Linked DNA regions of Homo sapiens: region 1 is linked to region 2. The links are chromatin loops, found by intact Hi-C in ENCODE. Cell type or tissue: CD4-positive, alpha-beta T cell. All regions are shown on one strand. Region 1 overlaps RAPGEF6 (Rap guanine nucleotide exchange factor 6). Region 2 overlaps RAPGEF6 (Rap guanine nucleotide exchange factor 6).

Region 1 (2,500 bases), 54 kb before region 2:
AACTCAGTAATAGTCTACCAGTTCTAATTCCAGTTTCAATTATCTCAAATAGTGTTAATATGTGCAAATCTCATGTCCATAACAAAAAGCTAAAGTTTTTTTTTTTTAAAGCAGACACCAAGTCTTACATCTGTTCTGATCCTACATTGATGTCTTTGAGTATAAAGTAGAATGCAATGAATACCTGATGGCTAACTGATTACTGGAAAAAAAAATCCCATGACTTTTTTTCCCACATTCTGATGTCCCTTGAATATTTACAAAGCCAACACAGGATGACTCAAATGATAGTGGAGTACCTCTATAACCTTTTAATCAAGTTCCCAGTGTTGTTCACTCTCCCCATTTTGTATAGAGCACATGTGCTGCCGAGAAGTCAATAGGAACCAAGGGGTAATGAAAGGGACCAAATTTGCCAATTTTTCCCACTTCATTCAACTCAATCCACTTATGCTCTGTAAGTAATTAATTACAGCTCTTGAGCATTTGCTATGTCACAGGTTTTGTGTACAGACTGTTATGCCTCTCAGCTCATTATAATCCTTACAACAATCTCAATGAACTAGGAACTACTATCTTTACAAATAACACAACTAAGGCATAAGATCAGGCAATGTCTGAGTTTACAAATCTAGCAAATGGTGGAGCTTGAGCTGTACTCCTAAAACACTATGCTGCATTACTACTTATTTCCTAAAATTTCAAGTTGCTTGAAGGAGGCAACCAAGTCACAGCTCAAAGTTTTATATCTGACAGGGAGTTTAAAATGAATTCACGAACAGCTACTGTGGACTTGGAGGGAATTATCTTAGGTGCTGTACATTTAGAACAGATGAATCCTATATAGAAAGGAAACCTAGAAAGTCAATATAGATTTGATATTTAGGATATGCACTGATAGTGAAACAGAGTTTCAATAGGTGAGGAAAAGAAAATTCTAGCATGGTCTGGATGCAGAACTGGAAAATAAAATAGTCTGATTTGGCTATAATCTAGGGTACACAGGAAAAAGGGCAAAAAGGTAGGCAAGGGACCTGAATATATGGGTGAGGAACTGCTTTGGTAGGAAGTATAGATTACTGACAAAGAAAATAATAGTCATCACATGTGTGTTTTAAAAGCAATCTTTTGGCCACACAGAATGAACTAGAAGAGAAACTAGAACTAGGGTCAGTGAGCAGATTATAATAGATCAGATATATTAAGTCCTAAACTAGGGAGTAAAAAAGAAATGGCTGAGAGAGACCATAAGAAAATATGTGAACATACATGTGTATGACTAAATCAGTGACCTAGGTGACTTTAGCAACTGACTGGAAATCCTGGCCAGGGAATTCAAGAAAAAGAGACTGAGGGTACACATATAACACCAGGTTTATAAGCCTGAGTAACTAAGAGATAAGAATGTCAATACAGAAATGGAAGATTTGGGCCAGGCGCCGTGGCTCAGACGCCTGTAATCTCAGCACTCTGGAAGGCCGAGGCGGGCGGATCACGAGGTCAGGAGTTTGAGACCAGCCTGGGCAATCTGGTGAAACCCTGTCTCTGCTAAAAATACAAAACCTAGCTGGGCGTGGTGGTGCGCGTCTGAAGTCCCATCTACTCAGGAGGTTGAGGTAGGAGAGAATTGCTTGAACCTGGAAAGCGGAGGTCGCAGTGAGCCAAGATTGCACCACTGCACTCCAGCCTGGGCGACAGCGAGACTCCGTCTCAAAAAAAAAACAAATAAATACAATAAATAAATAAATAAATATAAATAAAAAATAAATGGAAGAGTCAGGAAGGAGTGTAAATGTTGTTTTAATTGAGGTGGCAGAGAATAAATGAACAAAAGTCTAGAATACAGATTCGGAAGTTCTAAGAATGGACATTTAAGACACAGGAAAGAATGAAAGCTATTGCTGTTCTGAGTTTGCTAGTGTTGAGGGGGGACCACTACACTCTGAAGAATAGAAATTATTTTGAGCCTTACTGTATCTTCCAGATTTTTTTCAAATTCCTCTAGAAATCGAGTCATAGCAGGGTCACCTTCAAAATCATTAAAATGATTATTTACCCATAATAATACAATCCGTGTCACCTGTGGAAACATAAAAGAGGCAGCATATGGTTATAAGAGGCATTCCTTCTGCACAAGTGGATTCCAAAAGCATGTCTAAAACTCATGAAGAACTGACAACCCTCTTGTTCCCTCCCTTGTGTAAAAAAGGCTCATTCTAACAGAAAGGCATGGTTTAATTTGAGCTTTTGCTTCCCTGTGCACAGAAGTAACAGAGCCAGGACACTGTCCACTCAGTGAGAAGACACAAGCCTGTTTGTTAAGATAAAAGAAGTACACAGAATGTCTATTTCAGGTAGCACCTTAAAATGCAAACTTCATGTCATAAAGCAGGCAATCCTATCAATCAAAAATCCATACCGAAAGCGTTTCCATGGTCAAGAACATGTTTAACCAAAACGGTAACAAAAACAAATCTGAGTCTGGTGCAGTGGCTCACAC
Region 2 (2,500 bases):
ACAAGAGGAAATGCTCTGTACTAATTGTTTTAATATTCTAGAAATCGTGAGTACTTTGGAAACTGGTAACTATGAAACCTCTCCCCTCAAAAATACACCTGATTTTTTTAGATTACCCTTATTTCTTGATTCAGCTACTTTTCAGTCTAAAAAGAAGCTATTCACAATTAAAGACTTTTGAAGACACAGCTTACTTTTTTTTTTTTTTTTTGGCAACAGAGTTTTGCTCTTGTCGACCAGGCTGGAATGCAGTGGTGTGATACTGGCTCACTACAACCTCTGCCTCCTGGGTTCAAGCAATTCTCCTGCCTCAGTCTCCCAAATAACTGTGACTACAGGCATGCACTACCACACCTGGCTAATTTTTGTATTTTTAGTAGAGATGGGGGTTTCACCATATTGGCCAGGCTGGTCTTGAACTCCTGACCTTGTGATCCGCCCGCCTAGGTCTCCCAAAGTGCTGATATTACAGGCATGACCCACTGCACCCAGCCTAATAACTTTTTTCACTATTTAAACAACAACAAAAAAGCAAAACCAGAACTCCCACTGGTAAGAGCATTCCTAACCAATTCAACCAAACAGAAGCATTTAAAAAGATTATATATTTACCTGCCCCAAATTTTCACATACAGAGCCCAGCATGTTGATATTACCAAAGATACATGTAAATTAAAGATACTAGATATGAAAATTAAGGAAGATTCATGAAGTGTTCCTAAATATACTCACAGAAAGATAGCTGTTAACCTCCACATCATCAGTAATGGTTTGGCGCTCTCCTTTATAGTTAATTTTCCGAAATCTTCTTCGGGATTGTCTGGCAGGAATTTCTCTTTGTAGAATACTATCTTCATTATCTTTGGCATTCTCTACCTGAAACACATGTTCATATTCCTGATGAAATATCAAATTTTTCCATATTATTGACAATCTATGGAGTCTTAACAGACTCATAAGGAAGCTTCATTTACTTCTTACAAGAAACTGCCTCAAGAAAACAGTCTGTATAGCACAACGCTCATGAGTTAAAGATTAGAGGTGATGTTATTATAAAGATCTGGAGACCACAGTTTCCGTCCAGGAAACAGTCTCTCTTGTGCACATAAACATACATCCTCTAAGTAAAGTCACTTACCAGAAATGAAGGCTGTTAACTACACCTACACATTCAATAATTACAACTTGAGTTCCTCTAATTACAAACTGCCTGATTATACACATATTTTACTTAGCAAACAATCCTGGTTATGGTTTTAGTTAATTGTTAAAAAGTAAAACAAGAAAACTTTATGCAATATTCTTTAATTTTCAACTTAATGCATGACAACAGCCACAAGTAAGGCTGGCATCTTCTAAGTAAGAAAATAAAATGGAAAATTAACATTTGTTAGGAGTTTAAAATAGGCCAGCATGCATATATATTAAGTAGTTAGTTCACACAACAGCCCTGTAAGCAGGTATTACTGTCTCTACTTTGTAGACAAAGAAAAACCCAAAGATATTAGTGACATTCCAGTCTCACAACAGTGATACTTATTAAAGGTGAGTTGGCAACCTGGCAACAGAGCAAGACCCCATTTCTACAGGGGGAAAAAAATAAGCCAGGCATGGTGGTGTGCACCTGTAGTACCAGCTACTTAGGAGGCTGAGGTGGGAGGATCAACTGAGCCCAGGAGTTCAAAGCTGCTGTTAGCTATGACTGCACAACTGCACTCCAGCCTGGGCGACAGGACAAAAACCCTGTCTCAAAAAATTAAAAAAAAAATTTTTTTTAAGGTGAGGAGGAATATAGACCTATCTAGCTCAACAGCTTATGCCACTGATACAAGACTGCACTGCCTGTCCAATCACAGAACAAACCATAATTTTTTAAATTAACTATTTTTATAAAGGTATATTGATATGCTCTAAAAATCTACCTTTATAACTAAGCTCACATCTAATAAATAATAAATGGTGGTTTTAGTTTTCCCCCATAACTACTCTTTCTGCTAATGTCAGAGTTCTTGATATTACCAAAAATTTCCTAGGCACCCACCCAAACACAGTGGTGCCCCCTTATCTGAGGGGGATACATTCCATGATCCCCACTAGATGCCTGAAACTGCAGACAGTACCAAATTCTATATATGTCATGTATTTTTCTGTATTTACATACCTATGATAAAGTTCAATTTATAAATTAGGCACAGAAGAGATTAATAATAAAATATAATAATATACTGCAATAAAAGTTATGTGGGGGTGAGGGGGCGCAGTGGCGAGTGCCTGTAGTCCCTGCTACCAGGGATGCTGGGGCGAGAGTATCACTTGAGCCCAGGAGTTAACGTCCAGCCTGGGCAACACGGCAAGACCCTGTCTCTTAAAAAAAAAAAAGTTATGTGAATATGGTCTCTCTCTTTTTTTTAACTTTTATTTTAAGTTCAGCAGTACAAGCACAGGTTTATTACGCAGGTAAACTTGTGTCATGGGATTTGTTATACAGATTATTTTAGCA

Evidence for each region. Peaks named below come from ENCODE experiments on the same cell type or tissue, not always from the same donor. Only the 100,000 strongest peaks of a DNase experiment are listed, where the experiment ranks them.
Region 1: a loop joins it to region 2, with 1.9 times the contacts of the local background. A loop is called at or near these places in 4 of 110 quality-filtered maps.

The regions. Positions count from the first base shown.
Region 1 is chr5:131,493,581-131,496,080 of GRCh38, forward strand. RAPGEF6 (Rap guanine nucleotide exchange factor 6) reads right to left here. Exons shown (of 28, transcript NM_016340.6): 13 at 1,973-2,080. Among named protein-coding and RNA genes, the nearest start is that of RAPGEF6, 140 kb to the right of the region's middle. In CD4-positive, alpha-beta T cell, no CTCF peak of the experiment used is centred here; no DNase peak of the experiment used is centred here.
Region 2 is chr5:131,547,315-131,549,814 of GRCh38, forward strand. It overlaps RAPGEF6 (Rap guanine nucleotide exchange factor 6), which reads right to left. Exons shown (of 28, transcript NM_016340.6): 6 at 733-876. Among named protein-coding and RNA genes, the nearest start is that of RAPGEF6, 87 kb to the right of the region's middle. In CD4-positive, alpha-beta T cell, no CTCF peak of the experiment used is centred here; a DNase peak (open chromatin) is centred at 1,077; H3K4me3 peaks cover 1,775 bases; H3K27ac peaks cover 1,834 bases.